Regions from separate parts of the Homo sapiens genome. Here region 1 is linked to region 2. A link is a loop called in an ENCODE intact Hi-C map of the cell type or tissue named here. Cell type or tissue: endothelial cell of umbilical vein. All regions are shown on one strand. Links, peaks and the distances in the headings refer to the core of each region. The heading gives the core; the rest is flanking DNA.

Region 1 (12,060 bases), core at 1,770-9,769, 71 kb before region 2:
AAGTCCCAGGTATACAATAGAGCAAATAAATGTTTGATGAAAGATGAAGAGACTGAGTTGTCTGCCAGAGTTTTTACCAGTATGTAGGACTTGACTATACTTTGTAATTCACATATCTATCTTCCCCACTAGACCATGAAGTCTTTATCCATTTTTCTTTTGTTTTTAGGCAAGGTATCGCTCTGTCACCCAGGCTGGAGTGCACTGGCTCAATCACAGCTCACTGCAGCCTTGACCTCCTGGGCTCAAGCGATCCTCCCACCTTAGCCTCCTGAGTAACTGGGACTACAGGCGTGCACCACACACCGACTAATTTTTTTTTTTTTTTTTTTTGGTAGAGACAAGGTCTCACCATATTGACCAGGCTGGTCTCCAACTCCTGGGCTCAAGTGATCCTTATACCACTGCCTCCCAAAGTGCTGGGATTATGGGTATGAGCCACTGTGCCCTGTTAGACCATGAAATCTTTAAGGAAAGGCCCTCTTTCTATGTATCTCCAGGACCGACACAATGCCTGGCTCAAAAAATGTCTACAGAATTGATAATAGAGAAAAATCTGTCTTTCGGGCTCTTTCACCCATTCTCTTCTGTTATTTGAGTAACCCTCCTCCCCACACTTCACAAGATCCTTACAATACCTGCCTTTCCATGTGTGCTGTTAGTCTCTCCTTTCTTTTGCTAACTTCCAAAGGATAGGTTTAAATAAAATAGACTCATCTTTGCTAAAGTGTTCTTAGCTAACTCTTTGCTAGTTCTTTCATTCATTGCCTTAATCCAGCTACAATATACATTGTATATAGTGGCTACCCAGTTGTCAGCTGGCATATCTAGTCCTGGGCAGAGATTTGATCAGTTAGATATAGTGCATCAACCTATGAAATCTCTCAATTTTGAACCTATCCTTTTAATATGGAGAATGAAATTCACCAAATCTAATTTCCCCCTTTCAGTTTGGGAATGCTCAAGTCATGACCTCCCATGGACCTGGGAGAAAACCTTGGCTCTGCCTTCCTCCCAGATTCCCTGAAGCGACCCCCAGTTTGTTTTTGTTTGCCTAGCAACCAAGAAGGGGCCATTTGCCATACTGATTTTAATATGAAGACATTTGGGTTCTAGTTGGGTATTCAGCTGGAACATAGTGTACTGGAATTATCTATGTCCCGTGATCTCTCTATCAAGCATTACCAATACAAAATTAATATGGAGGCCTGACTAAGATTCTTTAGTATTTTCTCATACAAAGTTGGTCTCTGGTAGGGTGGATGAAGTAATCCAGCATGTGTCATATTCCTTTTCAGTCTTTTCATTATCAAAATTAACCCCTATCCAATCATCTAACCTTTAAGGAAGAAATTACATTACTCATATGATTGCAATTTTAAATTCATGCAGGAAAGCCTTTCCTATATATTTTTAAAAAACACTCAAATATTAATGGTGTTAGTTATGTTGATCAGTTGGTATACCAGTTTGTACAAGGAGAAATGTTTTGGGCTAAGAGTTCTAAATTAGAATATAGTTAGACTAAGGATTGTTAGTAAAATTTTCCTTTTACTTTACCCTGATACTTGGTTTAACTCCCTTCAGACATCTGTTCCTAGAGACTGTTGTCTTTTCTCCATATCCCCCTCTTCCAATTAGAGAGACAGATAAGCAGTTGTCTTGAGAATATAAGGTCACTGGCATTCCATAAATGGATTCCAGTGCCTGCTACAGAAATAAGTGGTGAGTGTTCTCTGTCACTTGCAAACTATAAATTAATTAAGTTGACAACTTTTCCTTCTTTATGTTATGTTTTCAGAGGGACTTTTGAAGTACCTTTTATTGCATTTTCTGATTATTAGAGTAACATATGGTCATTGTAGAGAATTGATAGCACAGATAATCACTAAAAGAAGAATAAAAACCTTAACACCCATAGATAACAGCTGTTAGCATTTTGATTTATTTATTTACAGCTTTTTTATATGCATGTAAAAATGTTTTAAAAGAAAATTGGGATCATATTATATATAAATGCCATATCTTGCTTTTCAAAGCATCCTTGTATCTGAAACATTTTAAGCACCATTAAGTGCTTGAAAAAACCATTTTAAATTGCTATATAACATTGTCATGTGGATATACCATGGATTGTTTCTTTAATCATTCTTTTATCATCTTTAGATTGATTCCAATTTTTCCATCTTAAAAATAATTATGGGCCGGGCACGGTGGCTCATGCCTGTAATCCCAGCAGTTTGGGAGGCTGAAGTGGGTGGATCACCTGAGGTCAGGAGTTCAAGACCAGCCTGGCCAACATGATGGAACATGGTGAAACCCTGTCTCTACTAAAAATACAAAAAATTAGTTGGGCATGATGGTAGGCGCCTGTAATCCCAGCTACTCGGGAGGCTGAGGCAGCAGAATTGCTAGAACCTGGGAGGCAGAGGTTGCAGTGAGCCAAGATCGTGCCATTGCACTCCAGCCTGGGCGACAGAGTGAGACTCAAGTCTCAAATAATAATAATAATAATAATAATTTTGTTCTTAGTCCTTTTTCTAAATTTCCGATTAGACTAGAGTCTTAGGAATTTACTGAGACTAAGTGTGTGATTTTTTTTTTTTTCAAAAAACATTCATAGTAAGAATTCTTAAATTGTTTTAAAGAAAGTTTGAGGCTTGGCTTACTGGTTCATACCTGTTATCTTAGCACTAGGGGGCTGAGGCAGGGAGGATCCACTTGAGCCCAGGAGTTTGAGACCAGGCTGGGCAAAAAAGTGAGTCCTCCAACTCTACAAAAATAAATAAATAAATAAATAAATAAATAAATAAATAAATAAAAAATAAATTAGCTGGACATGGTGGCCTGTTGTAGTCCCAGCCACTCAGGAGGCTGAGATGGGAGAATCCCTTGAGCCTCGGAGGTTGAGGCTGCAGTGAGCTGTGATTGTGCCACTGCACTCCAGCCTGGGCAACAGACCCTGTTTCAAAACAAAACAAAACAAAACAAAACAAAACTTTACACCAATTTGTCCATCTATTATACTAGCAGTGTTTGTGAGTACCTATCCATTTTACTGAAATTTCTCTCAATCCCTTAAACGTTCTTAATTTGACTGACAAAAATGGTATATATCACTGGTGTTTTAAAACGCTGAATGTTAAAAAATATGTATACCATAAAGTTCTTAAACTTTCCCATATGTATTTATCTCTGTTCTTGTTCTTTATCCATGTTCCCTTTTGACTTTCGTGAGCTTTTTTATATTTCAAATCTATCAACCCTTCTTAATGTTTGTTGCAAATATTTTCCCAGTTTGTGGCTTGTGTTTTAGGTTTTCTTGTTTAGTAATGGTTTTTGAGCTTCAACTTTTTCCATTTTTGTGTATTCTAAATCTATTGATTTTCCACATGTGATTTGTTCCATTGCTTATGTGCTTAAAAATTCCATTGTTTTCAGTAGAGTTTTTGGTTGGTTTTACTTAGCCAGACTTATAATTTTGAAGGCAATGGATTTGTTCCACACAACTGTAAATATAGCTGTAATTGTACTTTGTTCATTTTAAATATTTTATAGGCAGATTTGGATGTGCTAGCTATAAAAGTAGGAGCAGCTGTAATTCCTTTTAAACAGGGCCGTGTGTGGAAAGAGCAACTCTTAAGAAGTCTTTTGAAAAAATACTTGAAATGTTGACATTTTATTGCAGTGAACAGCATTCCACATTATTCATTTCACATTGTGTAAGAGCCCTATAACTCAAGGCAACACAACACTCAAATTGAATAATACCCCAGCATTTTCACTTTCAGAATTATTTGACTGGAGCTTTGTTTCAAACTAGCTAAAATAGCATTTCTCAAAGGGTGGTCTTTGGACTCCCTGCATCAGAATCACATGGATACTTGTTAAAATGGAGATTCTTGAGTCCCTCCTCCAGACATACTAAATCAGATCCCTCAGGGTTGAGGTCCCTGAATCCACATTTTAACAAGTATCCCAGGTGATTTGGGTGCCCTCTAAAATTTGAGAATTTCTAGGTGAAAGAGAAACACCCATGGAGGCAAAGGACAAAACACAAACATGTGAGGACTTGAGTTCAAAGATAGATCTGGGCCAGGTGCGTTGGCTCACACCTGTAATCCCAGCACTTTGGGAGGCCAAGGCAGGAAGATTGCTTGAGCCTGGGAAGTCGAGGCTTTGAGCTCTGATCTCACCACTGCACTCCAGCCTGGGCGACAGAGTGAGACCCTGTCTCAGAAAAGAAACAACAAAAAACAAAAGAAAACAAAAAACAGTGTATCAGTTAATAGGAAAAGGAATAGTCAGAATACAACAGGGCTTAAGTCTAAGAGTACTGGTCTATTAATCGGAAAAAGGAGCTCTGCTAACCTCGTGTCTGAGAACGACTCACAATCCTTCAAGTTCCTTATCCTTCAAACGAGGATAAGGAACTCATTTGTAATTGTGGTGGCTTTCACCTGTAATTGTGATGTCTCTCACCGGTAATGGCAGCCCTTTGGGAGGCTGAGGTGGGTGGATCACTTGAGCCTGGGAGTTGGAGACCAGTCTGGGCAACATAGGGAGAACCCATCTCTACCAAAAATTTTAAAAATTAGCCAGGCATGGTGGTGTGCCTGGGACCTGTGGTCCCAGCTACTCAGGAGGCTGAGGTGGGAGGATCACTTGAGCTCTGGAGGTGGAGTGATGGCCACTGCACTCCAACCTGGGCAAGAGAATGAGACCCTGTTTCGAAAAAAGAAAAGAAAAAAGAAAATACATGTACCAGGAGTTTCTTTTTGTAAGGTCTAATTCTGTGCCAAGGAATCATATAGTGTTTTTCTTAATTTGGGAAAAGAATCCTCTGTAATAAGCCATTTCTGTGGACCTCAATGCTCTGTATTGCAAATTAAGACTTTCTAGAATTCAGATTTTATTTTTAGACTGTGATCATTAACTTTTTCTTTTACGTATCTGATTAGGCTTAATGAGTTAGCTACGTTCATGACGTGTAAGGTCCCAACAACAATTTAAAAAAAGATATACATGCACCCAAGTATACATGATTGTAAGGTCCAGGTAAAAGAACAAATTTAACAGTGCTTCATCAGTTTTATTATTGTTAATAATAGAATTGGAGGAAGTGCTAGTAGTGGTCAGCATCTGGAAGGAGTGGCACCAGGAACCAGTGAGTCAGTGTTGACAAGTGTAGAGTTTAAGGCCAAGTAATACAGCCCCTGAAATGAGTTGAAGTAGCGGGAGGGAGAAGGGAGGGAGAAAGCAGGAAATCAGTTGAAGAGCTGTTAAAGTCAGAAGGAGCACAAGTTATTGACAGGATCTACATCAAAAGTGGAACAAAATGTCTCAGTCTGAGTGATGTGATGTGATGTGATATGATGTGATGTGATGTGATGTGATGTGAACTGAGTGATATGAATAGCCACCAAGTTGCTTTGCCTTTCCCCTCCCCCATTTAGAGTCTGGATTGGGTTGGCGCATGAAGTGAGGGCACACCTGTAAGAGGTGACTACATAAAACTAGTTCCTAGAATTAGGGAATTGAGGGATATGGGGGTTGAGAGGTGGTGGAGGGAGTCAAGGCATGTATTTTTCTGTTGTCACACCTTCAGGAAAGGGGAAATATGCTTTCTGAGCAATGTAATTTCCCTTCTGACCTCCATTCTCTTTAGGATTTCAGTTGCCTTTATTTATTACAAAATTACTATATTCCAGTGTCATCAAATCTCAGAGAGTAACAAAGAAACTATATAGCAGTAAATATAGAGATGCATAGTTATTTGAACCCTTCTGAGGCAAGCTCCATTCATTAAGTGGAATAGATGTGGGATTCAAGTCTGTCAGGAACCCCTTAAATTATTTCTGAGTTGGAATTCTTTCTCAATTTCCCACTATGTGTGTGATCTTGAATATGATGTATATGAGCCACATTTTTGAAATCTGGAAAATGGAGATAAACATTTTTATTTAAATAGATATTTGAAGATTAAATAAGATTAAATAAGATATAATAAATAAGTTACTATTTATTATTAACTTCAAATAAATAGTTATTTGAAGATTAAATAAGATATAATAGAAAAAGAACCTGGTACAATGACTGGTACATAGTAAGGACCAGTATCGTTTTTAAATTGATTGATCAAATTTCAATAAGTCTTATCCGATTTTCCAGTATAGTGCCTAAACTCATTACTTTAGCCTTATTCTGTGGGGTCTTCAATTCTTCCTCACTAGTTTTAGCATTTTTTGCTTGTCTCATCATCTATCTCTTCATTCTCTTTGTCTTTCATGTTTTCTCCTTCCCTCCCACCTGTATTTTTAAGGAAGAGCATTGCCTTTGATCTGGAATGTACTCTGGATTCAAAATTATGTCCTTAGCCTCTTGAATACTGAATATATTCTCCTGGTCTTCTACTCAGCGGAATCTCTAAACTAGCCTCCAACTTTTCTCACTTGGCCCCTTCCTCATTTTTCTTACTATGCACTGTTCTTCCCATGGTTGTATCCAAGGTTTTTTTCACATCACTTTTCCCCATTCCAGAGTAACATTTCTAGCCCTCCAGTGTTTGTCATCCTCTCTGGCCACATTCAAGTCATCCTCCAGATATGCAAAAATACACTGACCTAAAATCCAACTAATGATGGATAAAAGACCTGCTTTAAGACTCTGGAATACACTGCACTTAGAGTTAACACTCACTTCTTACCACTATTATTTAATTTTATTTAATATAATTAAACCTCTCTATCTACCCATAGGGGACCAAGAAGTTTAGATTTTGTCTATGGGGAAAATGCTAAAACCTTTCTCCTCCTTCTCTCTGAGTCCAAGTAGTCCTGGATAACAGAAATCTAAAGTCTTTTATTTCAAGTTAATAAAAGGAAAGAAGTTCTTTTTGGAGATATTTGCTTGGAAGCCCCACACATCTGGGTATGCCTCTGATCATTGTACACACACACACACACACACACACACACAAATATATATATATAAACAGTTCACACATTCATTCATTCAACAAATCTATCTATCTATATATATACCTACCTATCTATCTATCTATCCATTTTTGAGACACGGTCATGCTCTGTCGTTCAGGCTGGAGTGCAGTGGCATCAATCATGGCTCACTGCAGCCTCGAACTCCTGAGCTCAAACCATCCTCTCACCTCAGCCACCCAAGTAGCTGGGACTACAGGTGCAGGCTACCACGCCCAGCTACTTTTTATTTATTTATTTATTTATTTATTTATTTATTTATTTTGGAGACAGAGTCTCACTGTGTTGCCCAGGCTGGTCTCAAATTCCCGACTTGGCCTCCCCAAATGCTGGTATTACAGGCATCAGCCACTGCGCCTGGCCAAATTCAACAAATATTTATCGAAAACCTATGACACTTCCCCTACAAAAAAAGACAAAACAAAACAAAAAACAAAACAAAAACAAAAGCTATGATGTGATGTGACTGGGCATGGTGTCTCACCCCTGTAATCCTAGCACTTTGGAAGGTCGAAGCGGCAGGATGGCTTCAACCCAGGAGTTCGAGACCAGACTGAGCAAGAGAGGGAGAGTGTCTGTATTAACAACAAACAAACAAACAAAAAACTAAACTAAAAGAAACTGTGGTGTATAATATAAAATTCTGGCTGAGCAGATTAAGATGAGCAAACTACATGGTTGAATAGGGGAGATGAACCATGCACACAACTATAATACACAGCAAGAAGGAATAAACGACACATGGTGGTACAAATGAAATAGAATATGTCTTTACAGAAGAGAGAGATTTCTCCAGGCTGAAACCTTATGTAATTAATTTCCTTCAGTGACTGACCAAATAATATGTCGGTTTCATGAAGCAAGCCTCAGCTACCAGATGTTAAAATATTTCAACTCTACAGCAGCAGCTAGACAACATCCAAAAAAAATTTAAACTCAACATAAGGAAGAAATGAAATTCAATTGCTTCAACAATGAGCATAGTGTAATTGGATGAGGGCCGCCTGTTGGCATCAAAAGGTCCTGACAATTGCAGCGATCCATTTGTAAAGCCTTCTTTCTTTTCCTCAGGTTGTGGAAATAAAACAGTCCTCAAGAGTAAAGTGGAGAATTTCCAATTTTGTCCTTTAATAAATGAGTTGTTGGCATTGTATAGAATGAAAATAATGATACGTCTTTTTCCACCAAAGCATAATGACCCTTGTGGCCTTTCTCTCCACTCTGTACCCTGTACTTTAGATGGTAAGCAGCAATTTGAGTGGCAACATTGAAAAAGATGTTAACCCTCTGTTGCTCAGCAAGTACTAAGCAGATACAGAGCCTACATTGTGCTCACTGCGCCAGGACTAATAGCAAAGTGGTGTTCCTGAATTTTTCCCCTTCCTCCAAGCTCACTGAAACATAAAGTCTGGCATTAATAAATAAATACAACATTCTGATTGAGAAGGTAGTGCATCCACGGATAACTGGAAAACTTACAATCCTAGAACTTTGTCTTACATTGATGTTGACATCGTATAGGAACTTAGAATCTAATTTCTGTAAATAAATTTTGCAAAACGTTTACGAAAATCATGGAACAGTTAGGTTTCAAAAATTTTTTTTACAGTCAGGGAAGAAAGAGTTTCCCCCGCCCCCACCCCTGCACACAGCGGTGTAAAAATGCTTTGTTTTTTAAAGGACGTTAAATTATAAAACCCAGCTCTGAATTTTAAATGCCACAGACGTGAGGGTATAACACCTTATTAGGTTGCCAGATTTAGCAAATAAAATTACAGTATGCCCAGTTAAATCTGAATTTGAGATAAACAACAAATAATTTTTTTTAGTATAAGTATGCCTCATGCCATATCTAGCAACCTTAACCTTAGAAAACCATGCTTGATTATGTAATATTCCAGCTGACTGGTTAATTTTTAGGAGGCAGGTTTGCTTTTTATTCCCTGGGTTTTCATCTTTTCCCATTCCTGCATGTCTCCTCAGCATATGAGATTTTTTTGAATGAATGGAAAGATCTTCTGTGAAGAAGACCATTCAGTTCATAAATGAATTATTTTAAAGCCCTGAACCCCTCTGCAAAAAAAAAAAAAGTGAACAAAAAGCCCCTTTTTGGTCCTCTTTTTGTGCTGTTACAATTGCTCTTCACTTGTTGATCTGGGTTTAATCATTCAGATAAGTGCTTCAACTTTAAGTGCCTCAATTTTCTGCTGTTCTGAATATGAAGGCTCAGTATAAATGGGTGGGGGAGGGAGGGAGTCTATGGCACTGAGTCACATCAATTTGAAAAATAAGTATGTAGACCTCATGTGGACTTTTCCTGTAATTAAAGACTCTCACTTCCCAAAATATATAAATCAGATGCTTTACCTGTTCTGATCATTTCAATGAACATTCAATTCATGCGTCCATCAGAGGGTTCACAAATGCACGAAAAGTTCATAATTCAGGCTGGGCATCATGGCTCATGCCTGTAATCCCAGCACTTTGGGAGGCTGAGGTGGGAGGATCGCTTGAGACCAGGAATTCAAGACTGGCCTGGGCAACAGAGTGAGACCTCGTTTCAACAACAAAAAAAATACATCTTCTTCACACTTTTTTTTTCCAGACATGGTCTTGCTCTGTTGCCCAGGCTGGAGTGCAGTGGCATGATCATAGCTTACTGCAGCCTCAAATTCCTGGGCTCAAGTGATCCTCCCACCTCAGCCTCCAGCATAGCTGAGACTACAGACACATGCCACCACACCCAGGTATGCAACCAAAACTTGTAGGAAATATTACTGATTTTTAGTATTTGCTTTATTGTGTCATAAGAAAACCTTTTTACAAAACTTGAGACATCTTCCTATTAAGGTTATAATTCCATTATGGCAGACATATGTGATGTTGAAATCACTTTTAAAATCATTATATTTTAAAAATTATTGCTTTTGAAACATTTCTTGTACTTTCTTCAACTTTTTTATTAAAAATATGATTTTTACACCCTCTTCTTTTGAAGTCATTTGCAGAAGGACATGCAACAATAAGTGCCTGAACTGTCTCTAGAAATGCATAAGAACTCTATTTAGGCCGGGTGCGGTGGCTCACACCTATAATCCCAGGACTTTGTGAGGCTAAAGCAGGAGGATTGCTTGAGGCCAGGAGTTCAAGACAAGCCTAGGCAATATATTAAGACTTTGTTTCTACAAAAATGAAATAAAATAAAAGGCATGATGATGCACGCCTGTGGTGTCAGCTACTTGGGAGGCAAGGTGGGAGGCTAAGGTGGGAGGATCACTTGAGCCCAGCAGGTCAAGGTTGTGGTGAGCAGTGATTGCACCATTGCCCTTCACCTTGGGCAACAGAGGAAGACCCTGTCTCATAAAAAGAACTCTATTTAGGCTCTTTCATATATAACATCTGCCCTCTCAGGAATCTTTTTAATGGAAAAACATTGATGTCCTTCTGTTTATGATGATTATTTCATCTTTTGTTTAACCTTCAAAAACCTACAAAAGTTTTAAAAGATGTCATGTCTAGTATCTCAGGATACTAGAAATTGAAAGAAACTTTCTCAATTTGGCCAAAGTTGTCCATGAAATCTTTGTAGCCTATATCACATTAATGGTTTAAAAAAGTGAATGCTTTTCGATAGAAAAGAGGACATGAAATGTTACCAACTCATAGAAATGATAAATACTCAAGGTGATGGATACCTCACGTACCCTGACTTGATCATTACACATTTTATGCATGTAAGAAGCACTCACAATTTCCCCATAAATATGTCAAATATTATGTATCAATAAAGGGGAAAAAAGTGAAAGGGTTGCTCTTAAGATCAGGAACAAGATGAGGAGGTTTGCTCTCACCAATTCTATTCGACATCATACTAGAAGTTCTACTCAGTGTAATAAGGCAAGAAATAAAAGGCATCCAGACTGGAAGGAAAGCAGTTAAGGCTCTCCTTATTCACACATAACATGATCTTCTACAGAGAAGAATCTACAAAAAAATCTACCAGATATAATAAGTCTGTCGTCCAGTCTGGAGTGCAGTGGTGCTATCTTGGCTTACTGCAACCTCTGCCTCCTGGGTTCAAGCGACTCTCTTGTCTCAGCCTCCTGAGTAACTGGGACTACAGGCGTACCCCACCACACCCAGCTAATTTTTGTATTTTTAGTAGAGACGGAGTTTCACCATGTTGTCCAGGCTGGTCTTGAACTCCTGGCTTCAAGTGATCCACCCACCTCGGCCTCTGAAAGTGCTGGGATTCCAGGCATGAGCCACCACGCCCAGCCACTTCTGTTATCATTTTAAAAGCAAGAAAGTTCCATTAAACAGAAATCTTTATATACTTTTTTTTTTTCAGCCTTGCTGAGAATGAACTCCCGTATGGTTGGTATGCATGGAGATGTACTGCCTGATTAATTTATCTTATACTTTTGGGCGCAACCAATTAAAACTTGTGGCAGTCTCTTATTTTTTCTTTCTTTCTTTCTTTTTTTTTTTTTTTTTTTTTTTTGATAAAGACAGGGTGTTGCCATGTTGCCCAGGCTGAACTCGAACTCCTGGGCTCAAGTGATTCTCCTACATCAGCCTCCCAAAGTGCTGGGATTACAGGCATGAACCATCACGCCCGGCCTGAGTCAGTCTCTTGAAGTCAGAAGTACACTAGACCGTAAAACTGGAGACCTAGTTGTGCTCCAGCTGTGCCAACATTTAGTTTCACGATATGCAGCAAGCCACTTCACCTCTCTCGGCTTGAGTTTCCTCATTTAGTAAAGTAGGTGGTTAACAGAGGATCACTCCTGTTCCGCTTCTAAGACTTATTATTTAAGATATATAGAGAGTTTAACATCAATTTTATTATCACTTGAGACACCACTTCAGTGCTGCAACTTGAGCATTGAAGAGCAGAGCAAAACACTTCATAAATGCAGGTAAGAGTGGATATTTTGGTCTGACTCAGATAATTGCCTTAGTTATAAATTGGCATTGTAGATCTATCTACAATGTATGTTAATAATATCAAAAAATAATAAAATAAAATCCCCAGAATTTTCTGCTTTCCCAAATAAGC
Region 2 (12,060 bases), core at 1,693-9,692:
CCTTGGTCTCCCAAAGTTCGTTAGAGTCGTGAGCCACTGTGCCTGGCCAAAACTATTTGTTGAACTATGTTTTTGGCTAGCCCAGGTTGCAATAAAACTAAGTCACCTTGATTTCTAATACTCGAGATAGACCCTTGTGGACCATGAACATGAGTCCATGACTCTCAGCAGCTTCATCTGGCATCAAGCATCCCTAATACCATATTTCTGCTATATGTTTTAACAATGAGGTCTCCTGATTAGATCTTTAGTTTAGCTTACTTATTTTTTTCTTTTCCCCTTTGTTATAAGATTATACTTAAATGAATGAATGAATAGGCTCACAGTTAAATAAAAGAGATGTGTTAGATACACGGGAAAAAAAACTATAGCACAAATTAGGGAACAGCAGCAGCAAAAGTATTAAGGTAGAAAAATACAGGATATCATCAGTAAAAGGGCATAGCCCAGTTTGAGCAGAGTGGAATATGAGATGCTGGGGGATTAACATAACATAATGCAGGAAACATTTGTTCACTTGGGTACACAGTGGAGCTTAATAATGGTGTCACTGTCAATACTTGGCTGAGCTGTTGAGTTTCATTGGTATAGATAAAATCTTTGCTCTGTGGCCCCAGATAGCTTCCAGAACCTGCTAACTTTCTCTACAAGGTGCTTCAGAGCAAGTGCAAAAATGAGTTCCGTCTGTCACACCTACTCTATAAACAATATAAAGGTGTCTTAACTCACTGAGTGGCAAAAGCCTCTTCAGGTGCAAGGGTGTACAATTATATAGTACTATGTGAGGCTAAAATGCTGATGCTCAAGTCTGTTTAAATAAACCAACAATCTCTGTGGGTCTAATTTTCCAAAGTGGTGATTAGGGTTTTTTTGTTTGTTTGTTTTTTTGACAGGGTCTCACTCTGTCACCCAAGTTGGAATGCAGCAGCATGATCACAGCTCATTGCAGCCTTGACTTCCCAGTCTCAAGCAATCCTCCCATCTCAGCCTCTTGAGTAGCTGGGACCACAGGCACACACCACCATTTAGCCAGGCGTGGTGGTGTGTGCCTGTGGTCCCAGCTACAGTGTCTCTCTATATTGTCCAGCCTTGTCTCGAACTCCTGGGCTCAAGTAATCTTCTGTCTCAACATCCCAAAGTAATTTCCCAAAAAAGTGAGTATGTCTTTATTTCTAAGGTTGTTCTGAACAAAAGATATTTCATCTCTCTCCGGCCTTGCCAAAATAAGAGGGTTTGGATATTCTTAGACCAACAATAAGCATTATACCAACCCTATGTCTTGCTACTAAAGAGGGACCATGTTTAAATGGCATCATGTAGGATGAAGTTGAAATGTGAGTTAAAATGTGGAATGGCCAAGGTCATTCAGGCAAGTAACTTTTCCAGAAATCATTTTAAAAATTGATTTTTATATGTTTAACTGTTTGAGATATTTTATGTCTAGTACAGTCTGGGAGCGAAATTTCTACAAAAGCTGATTTCACTCCAGCATCTATTTCAAATCATTTATTTATTCAACAATTATTGGTTGAGTACTCACTACATGTCAGACCCTATTCTAAACCTCAGGGATAAGAAGTGAACAAAACCAAGTCCCTGCCCTCATGGAGCTTGCAATCTTGTGAGGGATACATAATAAATTTTTTGTTTGTTTGTTTTTGAGACAGAGTCTCGCTCTGTCGCCCAGGCTGGAGTGCAGTGGCGCGATCTCGGTTCGCTGCAAGCTCAGCCTCCTGGGTTCACGCCATTCTCCTGCCTCAGCCTCCCGAGTAGCTGGGACTACCGGCGCCCGCCACCACGCCCGGCTAATTTTTTTATATTTTTAGTAGAGATGGGGTTTCACCATGTTAGCCAGGATGGTCTCGATCTCTTGACCTCATGATCCGCCCACCTCGGCCTCCCAAAGTGCTGGGATTACAGGCGTGAGCCACCGTGCCCGGCCGGGTTACATAATAAATTAATCAATACATATATACTGTATCATCACATGCTGATCATTACTCATTGGAAAATTAAAGCAGGATAAAGAGATAGAGAGTGAATGGGAGGGGTTATTTTATACAAGGTAGTCAGGTACAGCCACTCTTAGGTGGTGATGTTTGAGTAGATACATTAATGTAGTGAGGGAATAAACCATATACAGTTTCCGGGGAAGATCTTTCCAGGACAAGGCGGCAGCGTATCTGAAGGTTCTGAGGTATGAATGAGTTTACCATATTCTAGAAACGGCAAGGAGAAGAGTAAGGCTAGAACAGGGTATACAAAGCAGTGGAACATGAGGTCAGAGAGGTGGAGGTGGATTGAATAAAAAACATGTAGGGCCATACTGGCTCACGATTAGGATTTTAGACTTAATTAGAAAAGTGATTAGACAAGAGAGTAATGTGGTCTGGTTTACAATTTAAAAGTCCTCTGCTTGCCCTTGCCACTGTGTATAGGTTAAAATTGGCCAATTCCTGATGACTATTTGACAGAGCCCCCTAAAAAGACCTCTTTCTTTTTACTTTGGGCAAAAAGAAATTTACCATAATTGCAGACCCTGGGGGAGCTCAGTAGTACTCCAGTTCTCTGCCTTTAGTGTTTCAGTTTTCATTTTCCCCTTTCCGGTGGACATGGTCCAAGGCCCCTCATCGGTGTCTGGCTGAAAGTAATCTACTCAGCTTTACAGACACATGCACATTCTGTAACTATTCAGCCATTTCTCCCTGTCCCTAAGCCTGTGGGTGGAATAGATATGTCACTACATTTCTGTTAACCTGGTAGTATTTCATTACTTGGGTTCTCTGAAATAATTATTGGCCCGATAGTGGGGCTCCTGTTGTCATGAGACTTGCTTTAGTGCCTTGCTCTGGCACTCCTGTTTCAAAGCATATTTGCAAATAGCTCCAGGAACTCCAGTAAAAGTCTCCTTTCCTTTTCCTCCAAAAGGATCAGTATATACCTCTAAACAACTTAGAACTTACAGTCCTCAAGTCACCACATTATTCTAGGAATAGCTTTCATTCTGTTTTTTTTTTTTTTTCTCTCCCAGGCAAAAACTGAGAAGTAAAGTTCTTTAGCAACCAAATGGCAGAACCAGATTTAGAATCCAGTAAAAACTATCTGTGAACTGTAGGAAACTATGTCATTATATGTTGTTTTGTTGCTAAAGATATACTAATTTGCCATTTAAAATTTCACCTTCTGCCAGGCGCGGTGGCTCACGCCTGTGATCCCAGCACTTTGGGAGGCTGAGGCGGGCGGATCATCTGAGGTCGGGAGTTCGAGACCAGCCTGACCAACATGGAGAAACCCCGTCTCTACTAAAAATACAAAAATTAGCCAGGCGTGGTGGTGCATTCCTGTAATACTAGCTACTTGGGAGGCTGAGGCAGGAGACTCACTTGAACCTGGGAGGTGGAGGTTGCAGTGAGCCGAGATTGCGCCATTGCTGGGCAACAAGAGCAAAACTCAGTCTCAAAAAAAAAAAAAAAAATCACCTTCCTCAGTACCCAGACTATAAACTTTACTGGCCTTTATTTAGATTCAGTTTTCAAAAAGAAGCTCCCCCCACCCCCATCAGTTTTATTTTAAAATATATTTTAAAACCTGCAACTTATTGGGAAAAATATGGAGATTGCTTTATTTTTGTTGTATGCATAATAAAACTAAATAACCAAGACTAACATTAGTTTGAACTTTACCTTGGAACATGTCCACGAAGAACAAAGGAAGGCAGACTAATCTTCTTTTTGACTTTCTCCACTCCAGCTTCTTATATCAAAGACCCTTGGACACAAGTAAGTTATAGCTTTTGAATTACTTATGGTAGCTTGGATCCATCCTGAAGGCTTTGCATACTTAGAATGGAGATTTTGCCCTGATTCCAGTCTTCTATCTGTTTTTCAAGTTATTTCAGCCATTATTTTACTTCATTCAGACTCCTTATCTTTCAAACCACATTATTTGGGAGGATGAGTTATGGGCTGAATCAGACTGATTGTCAATTTTGATTTGGGAGGAAGGTTTCTGAAACGCAACAGTGCTGTGGCTCATTGCTCAGTATTCCAAGAGATATCATTGCTATGATTCTCAAAGTTTTCAAATCTTTAGAAAGAATGTTGGACAGTTAATATGTTTCAGGCATATTACTTCAGAGCAAATCTCCTAAGAGATTGGTAGACCTCCTCCAAAGCTGACTTTGGCTATACTTGGGTTTGTTTAACTAAGATAATGAAATAAAGGCAGCTAACTGCAGATTAGCTTCCACATGCTTTTTTTTTTTTTAATGCAAAGTTTACAGTGACTCCAAATCAAAATTTGGCAAATTTTCTAATGCAGGGTGCCACACTGCTGACTTCTATTATTCTGGAAAAGGAATAAGCATGGGCAAGGTGCACAAAGAGGACTCTCACTCTGCTGAAGGAGGCAACCTACAGATAGTGTTAACATGGTTATGTTTTAAAATGAAAATATTTCATAGATAGGTTAAATATATTGTCTTTGATTTTAGGTAGCAAGTGGATTTTTAGGGGTTAGAGCAGGCGTTGGCACATTTTTTTTTTTAAAGGTCCAAACATTAAATATTTTAGTCTTTGTGGATTACACAGTCTGTCACAGCTTCTCAACTCTGCTGTTGTGGTGCAAAAGCATGCATAACACTACATAGCTGAATGGGCATGACTGTATTCAAATAAAACTTTATTTACAAAAGCACAGCAGGCTGAGTTTGGCTCATGCACCATAGTTTACTGACTTCTTGATTATAATACTTAGAGTAGAGGTTTCTTAACCGAATAATTTCAACACAGCCAAAGGACATAATGAAATTATTACTATTATTTTTGAGACAGGGTCTCACTCTGTCACCCAGGCTGGAGTGCAATGGTGCCATCTGGACTTACTGTAACCTTGAGCTCCTGGACTCAAGCTGGAACTACCAGCTACTCTGGAGGCTGAGGTGCCTCTGGAGTGTGAGGTATACCACCACACCCAGCTAATTTTTCTTTTGTAGAGATGGGGTCTCACTATGTTATCCAGGCTGGTCTGGAACTCCTGGCCTCAAGTGATCCTCCTGTCTCGGCCTCCCAAAGTGCTGGGCTTATAGGTGTGCCCAGCCCATCATGAAATTATTGGACAACTGAGAGAATGACTTGAGATGGGGTAGCTACTTTATAATCTTGCCATCAACCCTAGAGTCTTCACTTTACTGAAAGTCACCTCATCTGCTGCCTTTGGACTTGAGCTAATATTTTACTCCGGCTAAAAGAGGAGACACTGCTGATATTCATTTTTCATTGATCTTCTTCTCATAATTCCCTTAGAAATAGCAAGATCTGGCATTAGAATTCTAGAACATTAGAATTTCTAGAAGTCTTGCTTATAGCAAATTTCATAAGGCAGCTAGTGACTTTAAAAAGGATCTTTATAGGAGCCATTTGAAGTACAATAAGTAGGAGTTATTTCAATGTATCTCACTCCAGTTTCTAATTTTGCATATGGCCAAGTAACACTTTACGTCATTTTGCTGCTTAATTCCTTTTAGAACTTGTCTAAATAGTTTTGGGCATTTACTAAGACATGCACTTGTTTTTTTACCATATATCAGAGTAACCATGTATAACTATTATGCTTTTCCTTAAGGCTTACAGAGAGAATATCTTTCAATAAGCACTTTCACATATGTTTTCTCATTTAATATAATTTAATTATTTTTACAGATGAATCATAGAGAAGATAAAGTTACTTGCCCAAGGTCACCCAACTAGTTGAGTGCAGTCAGGCTTCAAAAACAGGTCTGTCTGACTGCAGAGACTTTGCTTTTTCCACTACATCACAATGCCTACAGGAAGCTACTTGCAGTTCTTGGCAAGCATTGTCCTTTTTTTTTTTCTTTTTACCTTAGTTGTTTTCAAGTAAATCGTAGAAGAAAGTGAATAGCATAGTATTTGATTCTTTTCCTATATTTCGGAAAGATGTGTTTTCAAAAGGGGATATGGTGAATGCTTTTGTTTAAAAAAACCATAGTTCTATAACTAGAATATTTCCAAATAAGGGTGGCTTCCAAAAATGATTTGCTTTCTTGGCAGTCTCCACACATTCTTTGTGAATGCAACTACATTTCCCATCTTCCTTGTTCAGCAAAGAGTCAGATGCTAATAAAATTTTTTGAAAGGTGTGGCTTGGTAATATTCTTTTCAAATTTGAAATAATCAGACTTCCTGGCATCATAATTTTAAACTGTGGTAGAGCTGGCTGATAAGTTAAACATCTGGAAATTGACTTTTGTTGGGGTGTAGTTCTGTGTAACCCTAAATGTGGATATGAATTAGGGTAGAAGCTAATGCCAAAATCTTAAGATAAAGCTATTCAAGTGTGTGCTTTTTATAAGTGTGAGATAAATTTCCTGTTATCAGAATGGCTTTTTTTTTCTTGGCCAGAGCAGAAAACATCATAGTGAATCATTGCATGATAAAAACTGGGGTTAGAAGAGCTCATCGAGCTCATCCTTAACATTGTTGCAGCATGTATGATTCTGAGGCTTCAATCATTGTTATGCAAAAATATAACTATTTCTCTAACATCTATATTTCAGAGTTTGAGCCCCAATGGTGGGCTCCTTAACATAGCAATGTCATGCATTTGAGTTCTTGTGTGATACCAAGGTGCTGGGGGATATGGGGTGAATCACAGTAATGAAGAGACAGGCATATAGTTGTTAATCAGAGGTGTAAATAGATAACTGCTGAGATGTCCAGTCTCCTGGTCCTTGGGTCCCTTCAAGTCAGAGGTCCTTGGCTGCTTTCCTAGTGCTCTTGGGGCTGAGGAATCTTTGCCAACTCTTCATACAGACTTGCCTGTCAAGAAGCACCTAACAGCCGTTGCTTTCTAGGATCTTGATGCTTCCCTGCTAGAACAGCCGATAAATGAAAGTTACTTGATTCTCTGCACTCCTCTCGCCCAGCTTGGAATAATCCATTTCTAGTTTGAGGAAAAGCCTTCTCCCTTTCTATATTTTAAACGTCCTCAGTGCTTGTGGAATTTCTTCCTTTGTGGGATTAGACCTCTTGAATCCCTGAACTTGCAAGACACTTACGGTTTTTGCTGTGTCACCTTTTATCTCTTTTCCCCAAGACAGTGAGAACAGAGCCAGCTACCTACTCAGATGGAAGGAAAGAAAAGGGCAGAATATATGAAGAAAAAAATAGTTAAAACCTTAAAATATTAGCTTATCACCTTATTCAGCAGAACCAGCTAACTGCTCATCTGTGGAGTTTTCTCAGTGCTTGATGAACTTTGATTTAGAGTACAGAAATCATAGTGCTATGGTGACTATCACAAAAATCAGTATAAGCCTATAAAACCCAGTCCTTAAAAACTCTAGAATGAGAAGTGGGTCCACGGTGCTGAAGAAAGGGCTGCTCTTGTGAAAGTTTCGACTTTTCTATCTTTTTAAAAGAATACTAATTTTGCCAGGCATGGTGGCTCATGCCTGTAATCCCAGCAATTTAGGATGCCGAGGCAGGTGGATCACCTGAGGTCAGGAGTTCGAGACCAGCCTGGCCAACATGGCAAAACCCTGTCTCTACTAAAAATACAAAAAATTAGCCGGGTGTGGTGGCAGGTACTTGAACCCGGGAGGCGGAGGTTGCAGCAAGCCGCAATTGCGCACTCCAGCCTGGGCAACAAGAGCAAAAAAACTCCATCTAAAAAAAAAAAAACTAATTTTATCATTATTTTGTAGAGACAAGGTCTTGCTGTGTTGCCCAGGCTGAACTTAACCTCCTATTTCCTTCCTTCCTTCCTTCCTTCCTTCCTTCCTTCCTTCCTTCCTTCCTTCCTTCCTTTTTCTTTCTTTCTTTCTTTCTTTCTTTCTTTCTTTCTTTCTTTCTTTCTTTCTTGCTTGCTTGCTTGCTTGCTTGCCTGATGGTCTGGCTCTGTTGCCCAGGCTTGAGTGCAGTGGCGTGATCTCGGCTCACTGAAACCTTCACCTCCTGGGTTCAAGTGATTCTCCTGCCTCAGCCTCCTGAGTAGCTGGGATTTCAGGCATCCGCCACCATACTGACTAATTTTTGTATTTTTCATAGAGATGGGGTTTTGCCATGTTGGTCAGGCTAGTCTCAAACTCCTGACCTCAGGGCATCTACCAGCCTTGGCCTCCCAAAGTGCTAGGATTATAGGCGTGAGCTACCGCACCTGGCCAACCTCCTATTTTCTAATTATCATTAATACTAACTACAGAGCAGTTGTTTGGATCACAACAGAATACATATTATGCAGCAATTAAAAGTTATCCTTTTAAGAAATATTTAATGTCATCAGGAAGTGCTCACAATGTAATGTCAAACGAACAAAGTAGGATTTTAAAAGTTTGCATCTAGAGAATATCAGAGATCATGTTTATTTTCATATACTAGAACTTTGACTATAATAGGTTTTTCAAATAGGATTTTATTTTCCTCATATTACCAAAAATATGAAGGTAGAACATCCTGAGCTTCTCCAATGTTTTCCCGTCATCATCCATGTCCCAGGCTCCTTCTATCTTTCCATTCTACCACTCTTAGCCCGTGATTTTGTCCTCATGCTTGTCATCTCATGGTTACAAGGTGGCTGTTCCACATCCAGCCTCACATGCATGCTCCCAGGAAATAATAAGGAAAGCAAGATGTTGCCTGAAATCTCCAATAAACTTTCCCTTCCATCTCATTCATCCAGAATCTTTAACTAACTGGAAACATTGGTTTTTGCTGGAACTATTGCTATACTGCAGAGAATTGAATTCCTTTAGTAAAGAAGAAGGGTAAAATGCACATTAGACTGGTGTATCTCAATGTAGTAACAAAAAGAAGCATAACACAAGCAGCCATACCTCTATTCTCTTGCCCAGATAAAAGACTAAGTGACTATATGCCAAAACATTACCAGTGTTTATATTTTAGTGGTATTGTTTTTAATCTTCTTATTTATAATTGTCTGTATTCCTCGAATTTTCTAGAGTGAATATATACTATTTTTATAATCTGAGAAACAGCAATTTTAAACAAAAATGTACACACATAAGTTTAAAAATGAAATACTTTATGTACTAATGTAGTAAGCATTCTACTTATATGATGCTAAAAAAAGCAAATTTCAAACAACTCTGATCCCATTTATTCTCTTAAAATGTAGAGAGATTTGGACAAGGCATAGATATCCTTATAAGAATTGAAAGGAATTTGTAAGACTACGCATCAATCTGTTAAGTTTTCTTGGAGGAGCAGTGTTGAGGGAAGCATACCTGATTTTTTTTTAATGATACGTTCGTTATTATTTAAATTCTTTTTATGACAAGAATATATTGCTATTTTTGTTTTCATTTTTGTTTTTTGTTTTGTTTTGTTTTTTTGAGACAAAGTCTTACTCTGTTGCCCAGGCTGAAGTGTAGTGGCGCAATCACGGCTCACTGCAGTCACAACCTCCTGGGCTCAAGCGGTCCTCCCACCTCAGGCTCCCAAGTAGCTGAGACTATGGGTGCGCGCCACCATGTCCAGCTAATTTTTCATTTTTTTTGTAGAGATGGGGGACTCTTTATGTTGCCCTGGCTGATCTCAAACTCCTGGGCTCAAGCGATCCTCCTGCCTCAGCCTCCCAAAGTGCTTGGATTACAGGTGTGAGCCACCGCTCTCAGCCGGTGGCTTCTAAAAATTTAAATCTAAATATACCAAAGTAAACAAAAATTCAGGTTAGTCCAATAAAGGGTCACGGTCTTTAAGGCTCCGGACTTCTGTTTTTGAGACAGTGATTTTTTGCTCATTTTGGGTAGAGTGGAACCTTTGCAAGATATAGTGAAGTATGAGATGTTGCCTTCCTCAACTTCAGAAATGTGCTGTTGAATAATTGCTTTCATATGGGACATAAATATCAGTGAGAAAAGGGATCACAGACCCTAGCAGAGTAGGAAAGGTCGGTAGCAGATCAAAAGATGGATTGCATTGAAAAAGACAACTCCAGCTTGAACACCAAAGACAAGTTTGTAGGAAGCAATAATCAGGTCCTTTTACTTGGTGGTCTTGGAGGTCACATGAGTATTTTTCTTGATTGCCAAAAAAGCTCCTATTGCAGTTCTGCAAGCTGTTTACAGCCTTTCACAGGCTTGCCTTCTTTCCTGAGAGATATTAACAGTGATAGATGACATTTTGGAGCACAGTGCACATGTCCCTGTTCTCTTTCTGCAACCAGAAGGCCAATGATTACCCCCTTAGAAACAACAGCAGTCTGAACGTGCATGGCATGGACTAGACTTATCACCAGTGGGAACGGGACCATTGTCCCAAAATGAACGATTTTCTACTCCTGTGATTTAAGTATGCCTGAACTGCTGAAGAATACAAGACAGCATTTTATGAATGAAAGCTACTGCTGGGATGGCTCTGGAAAAAAAACATATTTCCACTATAGACACTGAACTTTTAGAATCTCTGTTGGCTGGGCACGGTGGCTCACGCCTGTAATCCCAGCTCTTTGGGAGGCCGAGGCAGGTGGATCACGAGGTCAGGAGTTTGAGACGAGCCTGGCCAACATAGTGAAACCTTGTCTCTACTAAAAATACAAAAAATTAGCAGGGCGTGGTGGTGCACACCTGTAATCTCTGCTACTCGGGAGGCTGAGGCAGGAGAATCGCTTTAACCCGGGAGGCAGAGGTTGCAGTGAGCTAAGATCACACCATTGCACTCCAGCCCAGGCGACAGCGTGAGACACCATCTCAAAACAAAACAAAATAAAACAAAAAAAGAATTTCTGTCAAATCAGCTTTTTTTTTTTTTTTTTTTTTTTTTTTTTTTTTTTTTTGCATTTTGGTAAGGCAACAACGTAAAAACGAGCAGCCTCTACTCCCAAGACTGCACATTCTCTTTTTGGCAGCTGCATTTGCTCTTCTGATTTTTATCGTTTGTTTAAAGTATGAAGATTTGTCCTTCTCAAATTCTTTCCCACATTCTACTTCCCAATGTCTATGCCTCAAGGATTTCTCCATCTGCTTCTAACCTCCCAGAGAAATCTAAAAGAGGCTCTCCACTTTCCCTCTTATGCTAGCCAACAATGTGTGAGTGGAAGTCTATTACCCATTTCAGTTTCTGTTTTCTTCTCTGGCCACCTCGGAATCAGGCATGAAAATTAAGAAATATATTTGCAAAGTGCTGGGGGAGTCATTAAAGATATGGGCAAGGAAGTACATATTACATATGTACCTATTCTCTTGGAAATCATCTGAGGGGCCTGGGGTTCTAGTTAACACTGAAATTGTTTGCCTTTAGATTCAATCACAGGAATGAAAAATGAACAACTTAGAGCAAAACCACCAGCAACGGTGGATGCTTCTCTTTCCCTCTTGCAGGGCTGCCAGAAGACCTGCTGTTTTTCTTTGACCACTTCGGAAAAGTCGGTGGGGTTGTCGACGTGGAGCAGAGCCTCCTCCTCTACTGCTACCACCAGCACACGACCACACACTCTGTCTTGGAGGCCACCATCTGGCCTTGCTGCTCCCACTTTCTCGTCCTCACGCACTGGGTGATCTTCACCATCGGGAACTGGGGGCAAGCAGGGGTGCAGGCTGGATTGCAGCGTAAGGTTGGTCTGTTTTGTGACATTGATGAGAACAAGCTCACGGGCCTCTACTGCTAGGGGAATCTCAGGAAAAGCCCAGGGTTCCAATCTACCCACTGCCCTTCATCATCTGTGTGAAGCTGGGCTTCACATATGCAGGGGGCCAGAAGGTCGACCAGAAGGGTGAGTTTGAGGATAACCCGAGGCCTCCTGAACCTGCAGGAGGACTGGGACTTCCTTCCCTTCCTCTGAGAAACCTGCAGCAGCCACTGTCAGGCAACAGTCGTGACAACTTGCAGCTGTTGTCTGCTGCTGCATCTCCGGGCTTTTGAGACCTTCCAGGCATGATTTGTCCCTTTACAACATTCACCTTTTGTGTTAAGTGCTCAGTTCAGCCCCTTGGACCTGGAGGATATGACAGTAGCTATCTTGTATGTGTAGTCCCGCAGGAGAGGAGCCTGTCCCACCAGTGTGGCAATAGCCATCAGGGTCTCA

What was found. Peaks named below come from ENCODE experiments on the same cell type or tissue, not always from the same donor. Only the 100,000 strongest peaks of a DNase experiment are listed, where the experiment ranks them.
Region 1: it touches region 2 in a loop (2.8-fold over the local background); 2 of 110 quality-filtered maps call a loop at or near these places.

The regions. Positions count from the first base shown.
Region 1 is chrX:115,525,312-115,537,371 of GRCh38, reverse strand. All of the region lies in intron 2 of PLS3-AS1 (PLS3 antisense RNA 1), which reads left to right. Among named protein-coding and RNA genes, the nearest start is that of PLS3, 30 kb to the left of the region's middle. In endothelial cell of umbilical vein, for the core only: no CTCF peak of the experiment used is centred there; a DNase peak (open chromatin) is centred at 5,191; H3K27ac peaks cover 1,724 bases.
Region 2 is chrX:115,454,484-115,466,543 of GRCh38, reverse strand. LOC124905206 (a long non-coding RNA gene) reads left to right here and starts at 894. Exons shown (of 2, transcript XR_007068305.1): 1 at 894-1,154; 2 at 11,357-12,060. It also overlaps the pseudogene LOC105373314. In endothelial cell of umbilical vein, for the core only: no CTCF peak of the experiment used is centred there; a DNase peak (open chromatin) is centred at 5,893.